3 separate regions of the Homo sapiens genome follow, and all the other regions are linked to region 1. A link is an interaction called in ENCODE POLR2A ChIA-PET data of the cell type or tissue named here. Cell type or tissue: HepG2. All regions are shown on one strand. Region 1 overlaps LINC01622 (long intergenic non-protein coding RNA 1622). Region 2 has its middle 17 kb from the start of LINC01622. Region 3 holds the start of LOC124901532 (small nucleolar RNA U13).

Region 1 (8,000 bases):
ACCATAGCAGTTCTTATTGGCTGACATTAACTGTAACAACTTCCATTGGCTTTGCTGCTGGATTCATAATGCTTGCCCTTGAAAATACCCAGTGATTTTAGCCTGTCCAAGAGGGCCTCATCAATAGCCATGAAGGGCCCCTAGTGCTCTTCTAACCCATTTTCTTCTTACTGAGGTCTGCATTCGTCTGTTGGATCTGCCATAACGAAATCCACAAATGAGGGGGCTAAAACAACAGTCATTCATTTCTGCACAGTTCTGAAGGCTGGAAGTTCCAGAGCAAGATGTGGGCAGGATAGTTGTCTCCTGAGGCCTCTCTCCTTGGCTTGTCAATGGCTGTCTTCTCCCTGTGTCTTCACATGGTCACCCCTCAGTCTGTGTGTTGTCTTAGTCCTAATCTCTTTCTATGAGGCCATCAGCCATCACATTAGGGCCCACCCCTATGACCTCATTTTACCTTAATTACCTCATTAAGACCCTATCTCCAAGACAGCACATTCTGAGGTCCTGGGGGTCAGGACTCAATGTATGAATTTTAAGGAGAACAGAATTCAGCCCACAACAAGGTCCCTGCAGGAAGAGCTTTTGAGGGTGACCCCTTACCAAGATCTATCCTCAAGGACGACATCAATATGTGAGCCAGTAGTGTCTTCTCCCAGCGTTCCTGCAGCTGCCAGCCTTGAAGATGCAAAAGCACCCTGTGTGCTCTTTGGTCCTTCTTTGCCCGAGACACCCTGTACTCCCCACACATCCTTGGTCACTGGGTTCTGGATCTCACCACCTCTTCATGAAGATAGTACCTCTAGCTCCTCTTTCATGAGGCTCAGAGATGAGTCCCCAAGGCTTGGCTGGTGGTAGGTTTCTGTGACCTGTCCACCTGAGGGTGTATTCAGAACCACTTCTCCCTTCCTGACACTAGTTCATCTCACTGGAAAATGAGTTCATTCCCAAAAGGATCCATAGCCCCCCATCCTTCTGATGCACTTGGCATTGCCCAGTAAGCTGTGACTCCTAAACAGTGGGCTGTGTGGAATGATTTGTGCTTCTATGTTTTGCTCTTAAAAGACAACTTTCACAGAAGGCTTTTTATAGGTATGTTTTCTGTAGGCTTTTTATGGTATCTTTCTGAGATACTTTTGCTGTTGGTACTTCATAGCCTCTGTCATAAACTAGGATGGAGGCCGGGTGCGGTGGCTGATACCTGTAATCCCAGCACTTTGGGAGGCCGAGGTGGGTGGATCATGAGGTCAGGAGATCGAGACCATCCTGGCTAACATGGTGAAACCCCATCTCTACTAAAAATACAAAAAATTAGCCGGGCATGGTGGTGGGCGCCTGTAGTCCCAGCTACTTGGGAGGCTGAGGCAGGTGAATGGCGTGAACCCAGGAGGCGGAGCTTGCAGTGAGCCGAGATCGTGCCATTGCACTCCAGCCTGGGTGACAGAGTGAGACTCTGTCTGAAAAAAAAAAAAAAAAAAAAAAAAAACTAGGATGGAATTTCATGAAAGCTTTGAAAGAGGAGGGAGAAAAAGAGTGAGCAACCAAGTGACTACTTACTCTATGAGGACAGGGGCAGTGTCTGTCCTTTTCACCCATGTGTACTCAGTGCTTATCCAGTAATTGACACATAGGAAAACATCAATAACTGTGGATTGTTGAAGGCATATGTGGCAATGGTAACTAAGCACTTGAACAAGACAGAGATCCAATAACTAATTATCATTTGGAGCTTAAATCATATTCTCTGGGTATTTTTTTGAGCAAAGACATACTGGAAGTCTTAGTCCTCCACAACGGACCCCAATTTAGGTCCGAAAACTCACATAGGCATAACCATAGCCATGAACATAAACACAACCACGGACACAGACACAGACATAAACACAACCATAGCCATAACTACAGATGTACATGTAGACATAAACATAGTCATCAATGTAGGTATCAACAGCAACACAGAAGTAGACATAGACCTAGACATAGCCATAGCCACAGCCATAGACACGGCCATCAACACAGACGCAGACATCAACAGCAACGTAGACATAGACATAGTCATTAATGTAGGTATCAACAGCAACATAGACGTAGACATAGACCTAGACATGGCCATAGCCACAGCCATAGACATAGCCATCAACACAGACACAGACATCAACAGTGACGTAGACATAGCCATAGACATAGCCTAGCCACATCCATATATATAGCCATCAATACAGACGCAGACATCAATCGTGACATAGACATAGCCATAGACACAGCCATAACCAGAGACACAGACATCAACAGCAACATAGACATAGACATAGCATAGCCGTCAACATAGACATAACCATCAACATTGCCATCAACATTGACACAGACATAGCCATCAACACAGACATCAACAGTGACATAGACATAGACAAAACCATAGACATAGCCATTAACATCGACATCTACACTGATATCGACGTAGACAAAACCATAGACATAGACATAAAGGTAGCCATAGCCATAGAGGCAGACATAAATATAGACGTAATCATAGACACAGCAGATGTAGCCGTAGACACAGCCATAACTGCAGCCATACCCACAGACACAGACATGCACATATTCATATCAGTAGTTCTTTGTCTTCTGTGGACACTGCTCAAGCAAAAGAAATTTGGAAACAGGAAATTCTACTCACTAAGAGTGTTTCTGTCCCATTTCTAGCATCTTCTCAGCCACATAGTACAGTGTGTGCACCATGGTTTCATAGTGTTCTGGATGCTGCTGGGGAAGTAGTGACTATCCCCCTTCAGCACACCCATGGCACAGTACACATCCTGGATTCTGCAAGCCATATCTGGCACTGTTGCCACTTCATCAGTTCATATTGTGGGAGGAATTAAGATGTGAGCCACCGCGCCCGGCCAATCATGACACTTTTGACGTGTTAAGTCAGATAATATTTTGTTGTGGGAAGCTGTTCTGTGTATTGTAGGCTACTTAGAAACACCCCTGGTCTCCACCCACCGCTGAGGGCCAGGGACCCCCTTCCCCTTGTGGTGACAATGGAAAGCATCTCCGACTTTGGCAAATGTTCATCACCTCCTCCCTCCCCAGACACCGGTTGACAACCAGTGGCCCAGCACACAGGGAACAGAGTGGGGAATAGATATGGGAAAGGAATTTCTAGAAATCTCCAGGAGCTCACCACTGTGGCAGCAGGGATGAGGAAATACATCAAAAGGTGATCTAAGTGGGAATTAATTTGATCTTGGCTTCCAACAGCTCCCCTTCCCCATCTTCCTGCCTCCTCCACCCCCACCGGCTATGCACATTCTTTTCTCTTTCACTGAACCTGTTCCAGTATCTGTGCAATCCTCCAGATCAAATTCATTTGCCTTTGACAATTGCCCCTTTGATTCCATGTGGAGGGGGAGGGTGGGCTGTCCCGTCCTGCGGTGAGAGGCTCCTTTCGGTTCCCTGTGATCTCCCTAGGTGTATAGATTGCAAAACTCAGGTATAGACAAGGAGCTTAGACAATAGACAGACTCATTAGGGAGCCCTTTGAAGTGAGCAAACAAGGCAGTGGCAGACGCCTCCTCTTCCCCTTTCTCCCTCTCTCTTTCTTCCCGTCCTTCATTCCAGATGCCCATGGTGGGAACTGGCAAAGCAAAGATCGAAAAGGATGGAATGAGGAAAGAAGTGAGTCTTTAGAGGAGATGTGGAAGCTCCCCGTTGCCTCCTCTCCTCACTGGGCAGTGAGCCCAGGAGGCAGCACCCTGCACGGTCACCTGAGACTGGACCTGAGGCTGGGGGAGGCACTTCTGAGGCCAGACCTGGTGTTACTGTGGGGGCTGCAGGGGATGGGTGCTGGGGTGCAGATGACAAGCAGGCTAGATGGACGTAAAGGCATGGCCTGAAACGTGTCGGAGGGAACAACTCTTCTCTACTCCAAACTTCCTTTCCACATGTGGGTGAGAAAAGTCCACTTAAAATCTCCAGCCCCTGCCTTTCCTCTCTATCCTCGGAAATCTGTCCATGCTCCAGGCCACGAGTACCCATCCCAGCGGGGGAATAAGACCTACCTATCCCCTGTGATTCCTGACTTCATGCCACTGCCCTGGAGAATAGCACAGGCTAAAGGTGCATTTGCATACGGAATAAATGCAAGGAGGCTGCTGCTTTGACCTTGCCTTATTCAACACAGAGACTGGAGGCTATCCTAAAAGAGCTAAGGCCAGCATGAGAACAAATGAACCACAGGGCATCTACTGTCAACTGGAGAAGACCCGTGAAAGCAATATTTCTAAAACAGCATGATAGCAGCTTTGAAAATCAAAGCAGGAGGACTTCCTGGGACTTCATGGAAAGAACCATAACATCTAGCAGGTCCCACTTCATGGAAGTCTTTGGCGGGGGGAGTGTCACCTCTGAAGTATCTTCAAGTCTTTGGACTTTGCACTGTGCACAGCAAGTTTTCTTGCTGGAGAGAAACCAAGCCCTTCACTGACACTACTTTCAGTGTTCACAACGCACTCCAGGGGAGGGGCTGTCAATCAGGCTTCGGGGTAAGTGACCTCACTCGGGCCAGTTAGAAAGTCAGTGGCACATCTGGAAGCAGAAGACTCCACAGCCGGCCGGACGAGGTGGCTCAAGCCTGTAATCCCAGCACTTTGGGAGGCCGAGGCAGGCAGATGACGAGGTCAGGAGATTGAGACCATCCTGGCTAACACAGTGAAACCCCGTCTCTACTAAAAATACAAAAAATTAGCCGGGCGTGGTGGCAGATGCCTGTAGTCCCAGCTATTCAGGAGGCTGAGGCAGGAGAATGGCGTGAACCCGGGAGGCGGAGCTTGCTGTGAGCCGTGATCCTGCCACTGCACTCCAGCCTGGGTGACAGAGCGAGACTCCATCTCAGAAAAAAAAAAAAAAAGGCTCCACAGCCCTGGGTGTCCTCATCTGGTGTCTGGGAGACAGTGAGCACCGCCTATCTGGGACACTGAGCCACCGGCAGCCTTGACAGAGCCAGGACATGCGGCCCCACACAGGGCAAACACAAGGAGTCGGTGTGCTGGCCCCTGGCTCCGGCCCCTCCGGGAGCTGCCAGAGACCCTGTGTTAGCTCTGTGCTATCTTCCAGGGGGCACACCAGATTCCACAACAACCCCCATCCTTTAAATAATATGGTCTCTCCTTTTATGAGCAAATTGCAAACTGTTTATCATGAGATTTTTTGAAGTATGACTTTTGTTATAAAAGATTAGAGAGTTTTTGCTGAGAAATAGAAGAAAACAAAAGAAAATAAACTATAGTCCCACACGGTTATGCAAAGATAACACAAAAGAAAATAAACTATAGTCCCACACTGTTATACAAAGATGACTATTGCTAACATTTTGTTTATATTCACCCAGTCTGTTCTTTGCAGGATGTACTTTTTTTGGGAGAGTTGATGTCTCCCTATGTTGTCCAGGCTGGTCTTGAACTCCTGGCCTCAAATGACCCTTCACTTTGGCCTCTCAAAGTACTGGGATTACAGGCCTGGCCAAGATGTACATTTTTAAAGATAAGCTATTTATCACTCTTCATTAATTTTCCCCAAATGCTTTTGCTTTTTGGAAGGTGTCACACATGTGTCACACACGTGATATGCAAGTGTGTCTTACTGCAATGGTTCTCCATGGTTTTCGATGGGCATTGTACTCACCTATGGAGGTTTTGAAAATATGGATGCCTGGGTTCTGACCCCAGAAGCCCTTTTCTTTTTAATTGGTTTGGGTGTGGTCTGAAAATCTGGATATTTAAACTATCTCCAGTTAATTACACTGTGCAACCCGTGTTGAAAATCTGCTCCTGGGTCTTCCTGCTAATGCCCTTTTCTGGCAAGCGCCAGCCTATCTGGGCCAGCGTCAGCCCTCCTGTGTTACACGGAGCTCACCAGAGCACAGCCTTCGCCCCAGTCCCGCTGCTGCTCCCTGCAGCTGTTGCTATCTTGCTTCCACCCAATGCTGTCCCTCAGCGCTCCCCTTCCACATCCCACCCAGTAAGGAACTACTCGCAGCGACCCCATGGCGACGTGATTTCTTTCTGCAGTGCAGACCTACTTGTTGTAGGCTCAAGGGTGGAGTTAGCAATTTAAAGAATTAAAATGTAGGTTGCCACCCATCTCAGCCTGGCATATGCTCCCATCATCCCCAGGAGGCAAGTAAAATGTATAGAAACCAGACAGCAGGTTCCAGCATCTAGACACCTGAGAACCATAAAAACGAGTCCCTGCTGGCTGTGCCGGCAGCCTCGTCTTCCTGGAGAAGATAAGAAGAGATTAAGATTGCTTTTGGAAGCACTCTAAATGCTAGGTTTATGATAAAGCTCATCTGCCACTTGCAATCAGAAAGTGCTAGTCCTGATAACAAGAGTATTAAACCTCTCCTGGCAGATTTCTGTGTCTTTTTTGAAAAACAACAAGATGGAGGTTTCTTTAATGCCTGTTCTTACCTTTCCTGTTTGTCTGGGACATGTGGATATCTTCAAAAAGCCCATACATTATCACTTGGGTATATGGGCAGCTTAAAACTATGTTTTGCAATATTTTACAGTTGTCCAATTGTCCCCAACCCCTTGTAGTTATGTCATTCTGCAGGTCTGAATGACATAACTAGAACTGATTTGAAGAAGAGTCCCAGTCATTACTGATACTGTGTTTCTTCCAACTCTTACACTCTGGGATCCCATATCCAGGGAAGAAGGCACTGTGGGGGTGAGTGCCCCAGCACGCTAGGCCTAACTGTGTTTTCCCACAGCGTGCTGGTCAGCAGACACAGAGTGTGGTGTGGCAATGACTGTATACAAAGCCTCTTGGTTTAAATAACTTCAGGCCAAAGTGTTGGCCAGGGTGAACCTGTTGACCAGGGGACACAAAGGAGGTAAACACTAAAACCTTTGGGACCCTCGTGCACTGTTGGTGGGAATGTAAAATGGTGTAGCCACTGTGGAACACAGTATGGCAGACCCACAAAAAATTAAACAAAAAATTATCCTATGACCCAGCATTTCCACTTCTGGGTGTGTACCCATAAGAATTGAAAGCAGCGTCTCAAACAGATTCCTGTAGAACCACATTCATAGCAGCATCATTCACAGAAGCCAAAAGATGGAAGCAAACCCAAGCATCCATCCTTAGATGAAGGAATCCATCAGGAAACACGGTCTATGCATACAGCATGGAATTCAGTGTCAAAAGGGAAGGAGGCCGGGCGCGGTGGCTCACGCCTGTAATCCCAGCACTTTGGGAGGCCGAGGTGGGCGGATCACGAGGTCAGGAGATCGAGACCATCCTGGCTAACACGGTGAAACCCTGTCTCCACTAAAAATACAAAAAAATTAGCTGGGCGCGGTGGCGGGCGCCTATAGTCCCACCTACTCAGGAGGCTGAGGCAGGAGAATCGCTTGAACCCGGGAGGCAGAGTTTGCAGTGAGCCGAGATCGCGCCACTGCACTCCAGCCTGGGCAACAGAGCGAGACTCTGTCTCAATAAAAAAAAAAGGGAAGGAAACCCTGACCCATGCTGCAACATAGATGAACCCTGAGGACCCCAGGCTCAGCGAGATAAGCCACTCATAAAAGGACAGATACTGCATGATTCCACTTACTTGAGGTTCCTAGACAGTCAAAAATCACAGAGACTGAAAGTTGAATGGGGGTTGCTGGGGCTTGGGGGAGGGGAGCGGGGAGCTACTGGTGAAAGGGGACAGAGTTTCAACTTGGGAAGGTAAAAAAATTCTGGAGATGGATGGTGCTGATGATTACACAACAATGTCAATCAACGATGCCACTGAACAGCACATTTAAAAATGGTTAAGGTGGTAAATGTATGTTACGTGTATTGTTCCACAATTTAAAAAAACTAAAAACTCAAAACCTTGCTTTTATGAACTTATACAGAAAACAACACAAATCTCCTCAATGTGATGGAGAATCACCTTTGTGTAAAGTGGCTTAGTTGCTGTAAGAGCTCAGAGAGGG
Region 2 (8,000 bases), 62 kb after region 1:
AATACTACAGGTTCTCGCTTATATGAAAAAGACATTTGCTTTTCAAAAAAGATCTTGAGATTGTTATTTAATAGCCCAAGAGTAACTTAAGATTAATCATTGCAACTTGGCCCCGTTCTGGGGAAAAGGCATTTATTTGAAGTTATTGTGTAGATAACCAATGTCATTTGATGGTTTTGAGTGATTTATAATCCTGGGGATTTCCGTTCTCCTCTGATTTGAAACAACAAGCATATTCAGGAGACTTTGCCCCATTCTGACTGTTTCTATCACAGCTATGGTGCCTGGGTATTCTACCTTTCCAACACCAGCCTCTCGCTGCGTGTGTGAGAGAAAGAGATCAAAGCAGGAACAACAAAATCCAGATGCAAATTTACTACATAAATAAATGCTTTAATAGTCTGAAAATGTTTGTGACCTTTTATTTTTTAAAACATCTGCTCCTGCATTAGTCATGCTCTCTTCCAGTAATAATTAGCGAGTGTATTTATATATATCACTCAGGGCGAGTTCTTGTGATTTTTATGTGTCTAGTAGGGCTTTCCATCACAGCCCAGGAAGAAGGCCCCTTGAGAAGTTCTCCCTCTGGTCCACCAGCACCCCTTTCTCCTTTCCCAAACTCTCCCTTTCACCTGGCTCCTCCCAACCCTATGAACAGCTGAATCGCGTTTTCCTGCCACCCTCCTGAACACTGTCTTTCTGAGAGTGTTTTGAGAGTCTCTGATCACTCTCTTACTCTACTTTTTTGTTTAAAAAGCTACTTCTACTCTATCACTGAATGAACAAGGCTGTTGGTTTGCCTCCAGCAACCAGCAACCGTTTACGCTTCCTACACCCTAACCCTAACACTAACCCTAACCCTAACCCTAACCTTGAGCTGGGTGCAGGGGGCTTCTTTTCCTCTCTGTCTCTGGACATCTCTGGTGTACTTTTTCAGAAAGTCTTTTCTGACTCAGAGTAAAGTGATGTGGCCAGACACCAAGACCCAATCCGACCAGGACTTTCATCTTTCATAGGCCTCAAAGTAATGGAAAAGAGCTGTTTAAACTCAGGAGATTTCCTCCTGGCGTGAAAGTCGGTGACATGTTCCTTCCTTTTTCTTCCTCTCTTGCCCCCAGCTGCAGTAATGTCCTTCCTTTCCCACCTCCACCAGTGTCTTCTTCCTTGTTCCCACCCCTACAGTTCCTGGTATGGAGTAAAAACGGTAATATTCCTGCTGGGCAGACATCCTGTGTGCAATCCCAACCACAGCTCACAAGGTGAGTTCTCTGAGGGAGCGAGGCAGGTATATCAGAAAGGGATTTATAGATAACTTAGATGAATCCCTTTTATCCCTGGGAGCAAAAAGAGCTGCCTAGGGCTGTGAGAAGTGATGGCTTCACTGTCTCTCTAACAAGTTCCCCCAGCATCAAGAGTCATTTTCTAATTCCCCTCTTTCAGTGTGGTTGGCCCTGTGGTGACTACCTGTCGTGGCTTAGAACTCTAAGGCATAGTTCCTTAAATATTTGATGCCTCTCATCTGCTGGAGGAGAGGTACTAGAATTAGCCCCGCCCTTGAGGTCATCCAGTTCTTTTGTTCTCCCAGTATTGGTATAGTGTATGTAAATTTCTTTACTCTTGGAATAGGCCGATTTCAAAAGGAAGTCTCTAGTTGGCAAAGTGGCATATTTCTAGTGAATTTGGACTTTTCCTTGTGTCTCACAAGATATCCACCCTTCAGAAGTGGGATCCCTGGACTTTTAACCTAGCTATCCTATTTGCAGGTTGGCCCCATCACCCCAAGCATCTCCTTCTCTGTATCCCCATCGGAAATATCATATCTTTCCCAAAAGGGATGGAGAAGAACATCTTTTCTTGTGGAAATATGTCTCCCTCCTTGAATCTTTTTCCTGCCACACCCCATCAATGCCCCACAGCTGAGATGCAAATGTTAACTAGTCCTAGGCCCCAGCCACGTAGGAAGTGAACTCTCTAGGTTTAACCTCTCCTCCCATACCAATGGGTAGCATCAGATCTAGTCCAGTGAAGAGGAGGGTAGGTCCTTCAAACCAAGGTCTTTTCCAATATCTCTTAGTTTATGTTTTGGCTGAAACCCAACTAAATTTAAACTAAAACATCAACATCAAAAGATATTACGTTGCTTAGCCATGTCGCAAGCTCAACTTTAAAAAGAAGAATGTCTTTCTGTCAAACAGAGTGGTTTTGAGTCATTGTGGTCCAAACCCATGAAAAGACAAATCTCTCCATTATGATGGCAGCCACTCTATTCATGGAGTCCAGAGATCCCCAGTATTGCACAGAGGCACAAATGAGCATCTCCCTGCTTCACCCAGAGCCTGGGAACATGAAGGATCAGCCCTTGATCAGATGATTTTAAGCTGCTGCTTCTTTTCATTAGGAGATGCTGGTTTGGAGACAAGTATGCTCTCATCCTGGACTCGCCAGCCTGGACCACAGTCTAGTCATGGGCTGCTGCTTGGACCAATCAGGGTGCCAAGTCCCAGGCGGGGGCTGGGAGAGGAAGGTGCTGGGCATCAGTGTGGTGTCTGTACCAACAAGGAGGAAGGAGAAAGTAAAGATGAAGACAATACCAAGAGGCAATAGTGTGCAGAGAGGAAAGCGTCCTGAGTCTGGCCACCATTTGTAGAAGTGACACATGAAAGTCAGACATTCCATAGTCAGAATCTTTCCACATTTGATAAAAGAGTGTGAATATGTTAGTCCATCATCCAAATGATTTATAGTATGTAATGCCAGCCCTCACTTATATGAAGGAATTCAACCAATGAGCTCAGACTCATACAAAGAGCAATGTGTGAACTCTAGTCATTGCTAGAGTACTCAGCTGAACCTCAAAACTTGAGTATTAGTCCCCTTGGAATCTCATGTTAAAACTGAATCCCCATTGTAGTGATATTAAGTGGGTAAAAATCCAACTATATCTGGTATTTGAGAGGTGAGACTTTTGGGAGGTAATCAGGATTAGATAAGATCATGAGGGTGAGGCGTTAGTGGTTTAAAAGAGAAAAAAGAGAGACCGGAGCTGGCATGCTCAGCCCCCTATGAGGTAATGCCCTGTGCCACCTAGGGATGGTGCAGTGAGTCCCCACCACAAGAAGACCCTCACCAGATGCAGCTTCTTGACCTTGGACTTTCCAGCCTCCAGAACTGTAAGATATAAATTCTTTTTTAAAATTAATTACCCAGTCTCAGGTGTTCAGTTATAGCAAGAGAAAAAGGACTAAGACCTCCTCTCTCCAGAAAAATTTACATCCAAGCACACATTTTTACAAGCAATTTTGAGTGACTTCACAGATCATAAAGCCATATGAAGAACTCTATCTTAGAATCATGCTGCACAACCTTTTTAGAAAATAATCCACATTTGGGAAATGTAAAAATCTCATATGCTCTTAATGTTAATTGCAAAACAGACCAAATAGTGTAGCTTAAAAAAAAAAAGAGCAAAGTGGTGAGATGGAGACAAAGCTTTTCCTAACTAAGAGGCCCACTTTCAATTCTTGGAAATGACTGCCCTACAGATGCATGGAATAGCAGGCAGGGGAAAGGCTAAGCCCCAGCAATAGGAGTAATTAATATCACATAGCATTTGTGGGTTATTTCATTCTTGACATATGATCAGCTTTGATTCTTTCACAGTCCATAAGAGAGGTAGTATACATTTCATATTTAACTTGCCATGGTCACATGGCTAATAGATTTGAACCTGTGTCTTCTGTCTTTCAATCTTATGTTCAGCCTACTTTTTTTCTCCTGGTATACCTTATCTTGTTGAATCTATCAAAGTTTGCGATACCAAAGTGAACAAAGTTCACATACAGCTAGAAGTTCATTCTGTCTCTGGAAAGAGACCTAGTAGGATGAGGAAGTTTGAGTGGTCCAATTGTCAATAAAATATGAGTCTATCAACTTTTTCCAAAAGAGCACTTTAAATCATTTTGTCATTTTCTACAAACAAAATAAGAAATGTTGATTATAGAAACTGTAACAATTGTAATTGTTACAATAATCAATTATTAATAGAACTGGAATTTTAAATGAGAGTATGAAATAGTCATTTCCCCACTTTGGAACCTGGTGCATCTCTGTTGGAACATTGGGCCACTACCCTTTTCCAATCCAAGGACATGGCACTACATAGAGTGAGGGGCTACGTCCAAGCCAGGAGAGAAGGCAAAACGGGTGCAGGGAGGGAAGGCAGCGAGCGACTGCCTCTAAGCAAGGAAGTGGAGAGAATGGCCATGCTGTTGCTCCGAGATCCCAGAATCCTGCTATTATTACCAACCTATCAATTGGCTTTTCTGAATATCTGAGTCCAAGTAGATATTTTTAGATTTCTACTCTCTTGCTGTTTCAGTGATAAAATCATGAAAAAAACAACAGAGTAGAAACTCAAAAGTGCATTTTTTTTTTGTTACAGAGTGGGTTTTCGAATGGACAGGATGTTCTACACTGCTTACCCTGCAGTGTGACCTTTGCCTTCTTGACATCTCTCTCTGCAGCTGAGTAGAGGAAAGATAACTAAATAAACCTCCCACCTGCCCCTGTCATTCATCCAGATAAAAAAAGCATAATGAAAGGTTTTTGTTTTATTCTGAGGATATGGAGGGCACAATTTTTCCCTTGATAACATCAGACTTGAACAACTGCTTTCTCTTCCCAGTTTCACAGCCACTAAAATTCCCGCATCTAGAATTGTGTTGTTGACCTCTTGTGCAAAAGGATGCTTCAGAGGGCATGGGGGACATTTTACACATAACCTACTGCTAATGAGCAGGGCTTTGTGCCAGACAAGTAGCTATTGCAGTTATTACATTGTATTAGTTAGGTAAAATGCAATAATAATGCTGTAACATGATCTCCCACATAAGACACAGTTTTTTCTCTTAATGCTGTGGCTTGAATGTGTCCCCCAAAGTTCATCTGTGGGAAATTTGATCCCCCGTATGGCCGTGTTGGGAGGTAAGATCTAATTGGAGATGTTTGTGTCAAGGGGGCACTGTTCTCATGCATGGATTGACGCCATTATCATGGGAATAGGTTTGTTATTGCAGGAGTGGGTTCCTTATGAAAGGATGAGTTTGGCTCTTTTGTCTCTCTCTTGCCCTCTCTCGCCCTTCCACCTTCTGCCATGAGATGATGTAAACAAGAAGGCCCCTCAATCTTGAACTTCCCAGCCCCCAGAAGCATGAGCCAAATAAGTTCCTTTTATTGTAAATTACCCAGTCAGTGCTATTCAACAGACTAAGACAGTTAGGTAGCAAGACAGTGATGAATGGTCCAAGGTGAGAGAGTCTTGACAGCACCTGGCTTACAAGTTTCTCCAACTAACAGGAGAAAAACAGAGAAGAGACATCGAATGTATCTTCATTTCTACTCACCTCCCATTGGATCAAACTTAACCCCCGGTCACAAAGAGCTGCAAGGTAGACAAGAAAATGTGGTCTGCAGATGGGTGATCATGTTTCCAACAGCTAGAGGGGTTCCAGAAGGCACCATGGGAGAGTGGATACTGGAGAACAGTAAGCCACCTCTGTCACATGGGCTATCTACAGCTGGCTGGCTCGGCTGGAGATCAGCACATAATAAGGCTACACTCAGGAGTCATTTGAACTGTCAGCCAGGTATGCTAGTTAATTTTACTCTATTCTGTGTTGGCACGTTGCCCTGCTACCTCATACCAATTTCTCCCGCCTAAGTCAACCCCAGTTATCACTTATGGCTTCCTTAATGAATCTACCTGTAAATTCATAAATTAGTTCACACTTCAAGCAGTTGAACTTGTGTGCTGCCCATACAGTTTTCAGGTAATTGCCTTCTGCCTAGAGCATCAATTGTTAGTAATTTCTTGGTAATCTGTACTGACTATCATTTGCCCCTTTTATGTCCTATTTGTTATCACCCAAAGTTATCCATTGGTGAATCAGAACAAAGAAGGAGGCACCCCTTGGACACCATGCTTCACCCTCTGGAGTCTCCAGCTTCTAGTACCTGTCCTACTTGCCCTGTGTAGTGTAGCCTTGGTTGGGCCATTGTGTCCTGTCCCTGTGACCTGAATTTTCCCCTCCAGTTCTTCTGGTGAAATGGGTAAGAAGGAAGCGATGAGCCAGAAGCATCCATTACCTCTGTCAGGAGCTCTCAAAGCACCGTTCCTTCTGACAAGCACGTAGCTGCTGGAGTTGGATACACAACTGAAGAGAAGCTTGGAGAGCTCAAAGATCTTTGGGTATATATTTAATTGATCTGCATTACTATATTGATCCTATGAATTAAAGTTTACGTTTTTTATTTTTCATTCACAAAAGCACTAGGAAACTGAGACAAAATTATTTTTCCAAGATTTCACTGTTGTGGAGCCAAAACCAGTGCTACTATTCATAATATCAACTTATAACCTAAGAACCCTACTTCTAGGCGTCCATGCTAAAGAAATAATCACATATGTAAACAAAGAGCTATGCACAGAGCCGTTCATCCAGCATTGTTTATTATAGCAAAACATTGGAAACTACCTAACTGTCCAACAAAAGGACAAGCATTAAGAACATTGCTTCTCAGATTTTAGTCACCTACAATTTTTCTACATTTACTTAACACTCTTTTTTAAATCTGCTTTAAACAAATTGACTCTTTTTCATTTAGCCTCATTCTAAGCAATAATGTCCATGACATAACATATACATAGAGTAGCTAGATATTTTTTCCTGATATACATTAAAATGAATACTAAACTATTAAATTAAAGGTATTTATCTGGGCTGGAAACAGTGGATTCTGCCTGAAATCCTAGCACTTTGGGAGGTAAAGGGGGAAAGATCACTGAACCCAGGAGTTTGAGACCACCCTGGTCAATGTAGTAAGACCACATCTCTATTAAAAATAAAAATAATCCAGTCTATCATTTTTGGACATTTGGGTTGGTTCCAGGTCTTTGCTATTGTGAATAGTGCCATGATAAACATACGTGGGCATGTGTCTTTATAGCAGCATGATTTATAATCCTTTGGGTATATACCCCTAGAACTTAAAGTATAATTTAAAAAAAAGAAAATAAAAATAAAAATAAAAAATAAAAAAATTAGCTGGGTGTGGTAGCACATGCCTGTAGTCCTAGCTACTTGGAAGGCTGAGGAGGAAGGATTGCTTGAGCCCAGGAGTTTGAGGCTGCCATAAGCTATGACGGCACCACTGTACTCCAGCCTGAGCAACAGAGCAAGACCCTGTCTCAAAAAAACACACGATATTTATCTTCACACTAGCTAAAATAACCTGATATGCCATCAGGGACCCACAGACCCTAGGAAGGATGAGGGAAGCATGGTCTATCCACACAGCGAAGTATTAGCCATTAATAATCGCTAGGTGGTGAAATTAATTACTTGCTGTTTTCCCTTTTTTTGCATTGTATAAGTATGCATTGATTCTAAACCAGGGACAGAAAAGCTTTATTTTTAGGTCTTCAATTAAGCATGAATCCGGGGAGTCAACAAGCTAGACGTTGCCCAAGGGCACCCATGACACAGACAGATCTACAGTGCTGTAAGCATCAGGTAACGACTGCGTGGAGTGCCAGTGCTGCTCCCAATAAGGAAGCATCTCCCGATTGCTTATGCTCTTCCTGTCCCACGTTGGCTGCAGGAGTATCAGATGGTTTCCCAGGGACCTAAGTGGGAAGAATCCGAATAAGCCCCTCTGAGGACAAACAGATGTCCAATAAGAAATGGTGGCTTTGATTGGCTTGTCACTAGCTGAGACCTCCCTGAGACACCTTAAAAGCCAGCCCTTGAGGCGTTTTCACAGGGTTCTCCATTTTTACAGATGGGACCCGCCTGGCCTTCTAAGACCCTCCAGAATCAGAAACAGATGAGAAATCGTATGCTGCTGTCACACGTGAGAGCCACTAACCAACTCCGGTCTCACAGTATCCAACAAAAGGGAAAAGCCACTGCAGCTCATGCCCCTTGAAACTAGTTAGGGAC
Region 3 (8,000 bases), 130 kb after region 1:
AGGAGATTAAGAAGGAAAGACATCAGGGAGCTCTTGACCATGATGTTGGAGCTCAGTGTAGAAAGTGTCACCCACTGCTGAGTGGATGACAAGATCACCTGATCCCTAGATGTCTCATGTCCTATATAGCATGCCTCCCTGCCTGAGGCCAAGCCAGGCCACTCTTGGGGCTGCTTCCTGCTCTCTTTCTTACCTGTGTAATTTCAAAATAAAATGACAGTAACTTAGATACTCTGAAATGTCTCTTAAAACCCCCAAAAAGGGCTGGGAGTGGTGGCTCATGCCTGTAATCCCAGTACTTTGGGAGGCCGAGGTGGGTGGATCACAAGGTCAGAAGTTCAAGACCAGCCTGGCCAAGATGGTGAAACCCTGTCTCTACTGAAAATACAAAAATTAGCTGGGCACGGTGGCAGGCACCTGTAATCCCAGCTACTCGGGAGGCTGAGGCAGGAGAATTGCTCGAACCTGGGCAGCAGAAGTTGCAGTGAGCTGAGATCGCACCACTGCACTCCAACCTGGGCAATAGCTCTGTCTCAAAAAAAAAAAAAGTCCACAAGACTTTGTCAAGATGGAAATGAAGTAGAGACCTTGAACCTGGAGGGGTTTTTAAGCGAATGGAGGACCAGTGGACCTAAGATGTGTACCTGCCCCTGGGGTTAATCCTTCTAGTTCATAACTTGGATTAATAATGGGACAAAATCTCTTACTAGGACTAAAAGCAAGAAAGAATATTTTTAGATGCTTTGTTCCCTCCCCTGCTCCAGCCACACTGTGCCTCTTGCCAGATAAAATACAAGCATTTCTGTACCTTCTCCTGCATGACATAAACAAGACCTAGGATTTGATGAGTTCTGTCTTAGATGAGACTTGGGACAGGCCACAGCTCTGCCCAGCCTCATCCTGAGTAAGTCAACGTTAACTTGATCCACCCTGTAATCAAAGCATGATTTATTCTGGAACCCTGAACCCACAGCAAAACATTAGATAACAACTAGCCTATTAATAAGAGATGAAAGTGTTATTTTTAGATTAGGTTAACCTGGAAAAAGGTTGACTCAATTCTGGCTTACTGAGACGACCAAGCTGTGTACATTAACGGATCATCTATTTATGTACTTAGCAGTGCTCAAATTAACAGGCACGTATCCACTCTCGTAACGCTGTGGTTTTCTGAAATGGGCGCAGGTGTTCCATGTAGGTAAGAGTCACCTCTGTGAACACACGCATTTCTCTTTCCTGTTAGAAAATACCTGAAATCTCTTCCGAATGCTGTGCAGACTCCAGCCTGTACGGGTATTACAAACTGAACCCCCACTGCCCTCCGACTGGCTGCACACTGAGTTAGCATCTGCTCGCCCTTCTGCCCCATGTTCTTTGAGGGTGAGGAGGTGGTAAACACGGGCATGACACAGTGTAAGCATGACTGCTGCCGCCGGCTCTTACTGTAAGGTTTTTAGTTAAGAATTCATTTCTCAATTCCCCGTGGAGCTAACTTACAAAAGAATGAGGAAGAATAATGAGAGCATTTTGTCAGGAAAAAAAAAAAAACTTTTTTTAAAAAAAAACAATAGCCTGCTAATGATGTAGATGAGATCGTGTCCATTTTACAGACAAAGAAATTGAAACCAGAAGGCTCATCATCGCAAAGCAATTTTCCATTGATTCTAGAATGAAAATCTAGTTTTTAAAATTTTAATTTCAGTACTATGGCCTCTGTAATATGTATTTCATTACCTGACTAGGAAAAATGAGACCAAAGAAAAGAAACGGAACTTCTAACTCAAACTTATTAAACCAGAACTTCCATTTCTGGCTCTGATGGAGTGACGTGCATCAATCCGACCGTCCTGCACTACATCCTAACTACAAAAGCTGCACAAAATAAAAAACACGTTGTTGAAAGACAACAGAGAATAACCAAGTCAGCCAGTACTGGAGGGGCAACGATGCCAGAGAAAAAGCCCCCAACAGGTGAGTCCAATGTCATTCCTTGCTTCTCCCCTTCAAGCATCTGCTATTTCCCAAGCAACACTAACACAAAGGCAGAGACTCAGTGTTCAGGAGGCTTCACTCCAAAACCTGGAATCCGGGACTACTGAGGCTTCAGAACTAGAGAAGCAAAGAATTTGGAGAAAAAGAAACCGCAAATAAGTGAATACACAGATTGAAAAACATAAGCCACAGTGATAAGGTCTAATGTACAGGTCATTAGAATTCTAGGAAAAGGGGCTGGGGAATAAAGGGACACAAACAATATTTACAGAGGCACTGGCCAGAAATGTTCCCAAAATGCTAAAGACATTAATCTGCAGATTTAAGAAGCTCTACAAGATTAAAGCAGAATAAATTCAGAAGGCAAAAAATAAGCATTGAGATACATCACAGTGACATCTTGCTGAAAACCTCATGGGCACACATGCTGAAAATAAAAAACACAGGAGAATCTTCAAAACAGCCGAGGGTGAGGGCTGGAGGCAGCCAGAGAGAAGCACACATCATACTCAAAGGAGTAACAATTATGCTGATAGCTGATCTTCCAGAAGAAACAGTAGAATCCAGAAGACAATGGGATGGTGTCTTTAAAATGCTGAAAATAATTGCCAAATTCTTTTTTTTTTTTTTTTTTTTTAATGAGACAGTGTCTTGCTCTGCCACCCAGGCTGGAGTGCAGTGGCACAATCTTGGTTCACTGCAAACTCCGCCTCCCAGGTTCAAGCGATTCTCCTGCCTCAGCTTCCCAAGTAGCTGGAATTACAGGTGTGCACCACCATGCCCAGCTAATTTTTGTATTTTTTAGTAGAGACGTGTTTTTGCCGTGTTGGCCAGGCCCATCACTCCCAGTCCAGTGGTACGTTCTTGGGCAAAATATTTAACCTTTTTCAGGCTTCTTTTCCTCATTTTTTCCTTTTTTTGTGTGTGAGACAGGGCGTTGCTCTGTTTCCCAGGCTGGAGTGCAGTGGTGCAATCACAGCTCATTGCAGCCTCGACCTCCTGGGTTTAAGTGATCCTCCAGCTTCAGCCTCCAAAGTAGCAGGAACTATAAGTGTGTGCCACACACGTGGCTAAATTGTTTAAAAAAATTTTTTGTGGAGATGGAGTCACTGTATTTTTTCCCATCTTTTAGATGAGAATACTGGTACCTATCACAAAGACGGTGAAGATTCATTGAGATAATGAATACATGCCCAGTACAGTGCATGACTCATAGTTGACACTGAAAATAGTAGGTATTATTTTTATTATATAGTCACTCCAGGTAGTAGGAAAATACTGAATGACAAAGCATTCAGTGGGAAATAATAACAGATAAGTCCACTGTCACTCAGAATGATGAGGAATATGGCTGAGTACTAACAAAAGCAATATGTTATTTACACAGGCTGATTTCCCTGTTTTGCAGGCTGTGAAATTTGGTTGCTTTAGAGATAGGGTGGTTATTAGACATCAGTGAAAATAAGCACACTGTGAGAATTTATAGGGAAATACATTTAATTAAGTGCCATCTGAGCCACCCACACTGTGAACAAGGATTCTGGCAACAAAGGGTTATTGTTGCCAAGTTCCTGCCAAATGTTATTTTCCTAAGTTAGTGTGTTGGTGGTGGTGGCGGTGTTTTTTCTGGCCAAAGCCTGAACAAAGAATTCCAGATGGCAACATGGAGTGGGAAAGCCTCATCACCGTAGACCAAAATTCTCCCAAAGTCCAAAGAAGATTGGGAAATCCTTTTAAAATATTTCCTTTGGATGGAGGAAGGGAGTGGGTACCACAGGAAATGTAAAGTAGGAAATAACGGCGATTTAACTTAACTTTAGGGTAAATTCTTTGAGGATATTAATTCATTTCTTAAAACTTAGAATGTGCTTCCCCCACCCCCAAGGAGGAACACCAATGCAAGGCCTGGGCAAAGCACAAGGTTCTCACTAAGCGCTAGTTGAACTGAGCAAAACTGACCCCCAGAGCACAGAGTAAGTATGACAGAAATGACATCGACAATGACCAGCTCATTAAGCTCTTCTGCAGGTTTCAGTCTCTGCACTGAGCACTTCACGCGTATCATCAGATCCTGCAACAACCCCATGACAACCTTATTTCTTCCTTGATTCTTAGCTATAGAAATTCAGTCTCAGAGAGGTTAGAGACTTTCCTTCATCACAGAGCCAGTCAGTCACAGAGCTGGGATCAACCCCAGATCTGTCTCACTTTCAAGGTCATTTTCTACCACCGCACTGAGAAACCTGAGTAAAGTCCCAAAACTCCACCTTCACATCAATAGGTCACTAAAACAATCAATGTGTAAGATTAAGCTTGGCCAACAGAGGAATTCTGACCAATGTGAAACTACCGGTCGAGAAACTCAGGAAGATACCTACTGTGTTGGGAAATCACAGGACATTCTGTGTAACAAAGTTCAGTGTTACGGGGTAAAAACTAAAACACCCAACAAGCCAGTGAGGGTCACTTGTATAACTGAGGCTCCACGTTTCCACTGGAGGAGCCGAGTGTGCAGGGGTGTGGTGCAGCGCCTCACACAGCCTTACGCAGGAATGTAGTTGGCACACCCTTCTTTCTCCCTAGCCAGCAGAAAAAAATGCAGATACGCAGATTGAAAGTATAAATGTAAAAATTGCTTAATTCATTGTTAAATATTCTTATAGCTATCAGATGTAATGACAAAGACAGACAATGCCAGAAGTCATGTTTTCACAACTCTTTAGAAAAGAAAATAAGACAGTAAAGATCTGGAAAGCACGTAATTACAGGCTGCAAGTGCAATTTTGTTGCATGAGAGTGACCTGCCTCCACCCCCAGTCTCCACCATCCTTTGGACTTATCCTTTATAAGCTGAAGACTGCTATATCACTCCCAAAGTCTCTACTGAGCTGCTAAACCATACATCCAATTAGCTTTCAGATGGCTCCAGTTACATGTCACAAACAGTTCAAATTCAATATATCAAAAGTATCCAAAATTTAGCTCATAATCTTGTAGTCCAAATACGTTCTTTCTTTAATATCCACTATTCCAGTGAATAGCCCAGGTATTCTTACAACCATTCATGCTGGAGACCCAAGGGTCACCTCGGACTTGGACTCCTCTCTATCTTCTTCCCTCTACAACTGAGTTCTCTCAGGTTTGCCTTGCATATTTCCTGATTTCATCTTTCTCCATTTCTCCCTTTCTCTCTCCCTCTCTCTCTCCACCCAGCAGTGGTGCCTTTAGTTCATCATTGTTTCTCATCTGAATTAAACCAAGTACACCAAGTCCCTCAGTTATTCTTTCTCTAGTCTTGTTCCAACATAATCCATTTTCCACTCTAATCTGGTCCTTTCACCTCACTGACTCTAGACACTTCTGTATAAAGTCCAAAAGTCTTCACATGCCATATAAGATCCTTCATGATCTGTTACCTGCCCACCCTCTCCATTTTTGACCCTTGTCCTTCCTACCCTGTGCCTCCACAATCTAGTCAAAGCAAACTCCGTACTTTATCTCAAATGGCCTTCACGCTCATCTTTGTGCTTATCCTCCCATATCTGTCACACTCTTTCCCTGCTAACCCCTCCACACTCCTATATAAGGTAAGGTCAATGCTAGAAAATGTGGACTTGGCCCCCATCTCCTTCCTCTCGTGGCACCCTGTGCTCACCTCTGCCCCTCTGTCGTGGTACTTACCATATTGGGTTGTGATCATCTTCAAAGCTAGCATCCCAAAAGACAGACATGGATTACTCATCTTTGTATCTATCACCTAGTAGAGTCCATGCAATAATAGGTGGTCAATAAAAGTTTGTGGAATGAATTAATCTAGAAAAGAAGAAAGGAAAGCAAAAAGGGACACCATACATCGGGGAGAGTTTGTTTATAGGCACATTTAACAGTTGTGAGACACAGATGATCTATTATGTTAACAATTGTGAGAGACAGATGATCTGTTATGTTTTCAGAGTTTGGGACTTCAACAGGGAACTAAGAGGAATAAAAGGAAGCCTGATCTCAACGATTTAAATAACATAAAGATCATAACTGAAATATTTAATTGCCTAAAGGGACAAATGGATTCATCAGCTGAAGGGTAAACTAATCCGTAAATATCCCAGGTCTAACAGTGTCTGGCATAAAGCCTTGGTGAAAATGGGCACACCCTGCACTGCACTCTGGTGATAACCCTTAACAAAAAGTGACACCAGCCTGCTGGAGCTTTCCTCCATGCACAACAACTTCAGCCAGGGAGAAGCAGTGGTAAAAATAATAATCATGAAAGATAAATACATAATGGATAAATGGATGGATGAAAAGATAGGCAGTGGATGGATAGATAAGATAGAATAAATAGATGATTGGTAAGTAGATGATGGATAGATGATAGATGAAATTGAATAGATACATGATTGATAGATGATGGACAGATAAATGATGGATAAATGATAGATAATAGATGATAGATACAGAGATCAAATAGAATAAATAGATGATTGATAAATAGACGATGTATAGATAAATGATAGGTGATAGACAGATGATAGATAATAGATGAAATAGATAGGCAATACATAGATGATAGAAAGACAGATGGATAGACAGACAGACAGACAGACAGACAGACAGACAGACAGACAGACAGACAGGCTGGCCATAGCTGTTTTGCTGGTGAAGCTGCAGTGGCAGAACACTGTTGCAAAAATAAATGCAGGCAAAAAATGTGGACATTTGGAAGGTGGAAGCCAATGGACTGTCAGTGGGATCTGCTAAAAAGAAATTTATGGTCTGATCCCACAGATGGTGATATCTGTGGAGGACCAGCCACCTTGTGCAAAAGCTGGGAAGAATGAGAGGAGAAACTAGACAAGAACTAAACAAGTGAAGAGAACAACAGAAGATGGTAAAGAAGAGGATCTAAGGCAATAGCTGCTAAGGTGTTGACCATTAGCAAAACCAGTGCAGAGGGAGAAGATACATTGACACTGAAATTAGAGAAGAGAATGCATTAGTCCCAAAGATACAGAAGCTGAAACAGCCCAATACTCAGGACTTGCACTTCTGGCCATGATGGAGTAACATGGATCAGATTCACCCTCTTACCTTAAAAAACAACAACAAATGGAAATAATTTTAAATAATTTCAGACACTGGAAAAGAGGCAGCAGAGGACAGAGATTCCTGAGAAAAGGGGGAACAAGCAAGGTGAGCCCTGAGATGCCCCGGCTTACCAGGTGGACAGCGTTTTCAGTTAAGTGATGGTGCAAAAAGATGGAATCTAAACAAAGCCTACTGGTTTATGGACACAAGTGAGAATTCAGGGAGACACTCTGGCTAACCCCGTAGAGGAGAGTAATGGAGGAAAGAGAGCTTCACAGGGAAGAGAGCTGCACAGAGAGACCTGCACAGAAGGAGAGTCTGGAGATGGAAAGGGGGTTCCTCTACTCTTCAGCTGAGTACTGGTCAGGGTGTGGATGTGAAGAAGCTGCACCCATCAGGAGTGAGTGGGTGGAATCATCCCTGAGCTAGGGGCAAGGAACTTTGATGTCCCCATAGCAGAGTGGAGAAATCTTGTAATACATGGTCGTGCCCTCAAAAGGAAAAAAGTACCCCTAGACCAGGTTCTTTTGTGGTTCATAAGTGTGATGATTGGGTTTTTTGCTCATGTGTGAGATGTGCCTCCCTCAAACCTCGTTATGATGTCGGCACATCACCCATCTGACTTGGAAAAAAAAAAATCCCTGCACCAAAGGCTGTTCTGGTTCCATCTAACCATGCTTGAAAGCAAACTTCAAAAAGATTAACTGTTTCCAAGCAACTTAAGTATGTCCCAGAACAGACCAAGAATACTTAAAAGAATACAGAAATATCTGACATCCAACAAGATAAAAATTACATCTGGCCATCCACTCAAAAATTACCAGACATGCAAAGTAGCAAGGGAACATAATGGACAATGAGCGGGAGGGAAACTGATCAACATAAACAGACCCAGAAATAACATAGATGCAGGAGTTAGTAGA

Evidence for each region. Peaks named below come from ENCODE experiments on the same cell type or tissue, not always from the same donor. Only the 100,000 strongest peaks of a DNase experiment are listed, where the experiment ranks them.
Region 2: POLR2A ChIA-PET joins it to region 1 with 13 read pairs; 2 of 35 experiments call an interaction of 5 or more read pairs at or near these places.
Region 3: POLR2A ChIA-PET joins it to region 1 with 19 read pairs; 2 of 35 experiments call an interaction of 5 or more read pairs at or near these places.

The regions. Positions count from the first base shown.
Region 1 is chr6:1,051,721-1,059,720 of GRCh38, forward strand. All of the region lies in intron 1 of LINC01622 (long intergenic non-protein coding RNA 1622), which reads right to left. Among named protein-coding and RNA genes, the nearest start is that of LINC01622, 46 kb to the right of the region's middle. In HepG2, no CTCF peak of the experiment used is centred here; DNase peaks (open chromatin) are centred at 3,471, 4,151, 4,521 and 4,961; H3K4me3 peaks cover 2,156 bases.
Region 2 is chr6:1,113,922-1,121,921 of GRCh38, forward strand. No RefSeq gene overlaps it. Among named protein-coding and RNA genes, the nearest start is that of LINC01622, 17 kb to the left of the region's middle. In HepG2, no CTCF peak of the experiment used is centred here; DNase peaks (open chromatin) are centred at 3,800 and 4,530.
Region 3 is chr6:1,178,920-1,186,919 of GRCh38, forward strand. LOC124901532 (small nucleolar RNA U13) reads left to right here and starts at 7,599; the gene lies at 7,599-7,701. In HepG2, a CTCF peak has its summit at 3,954; DNase peaks (open chromatin) are centred at 3,972 and 4,342.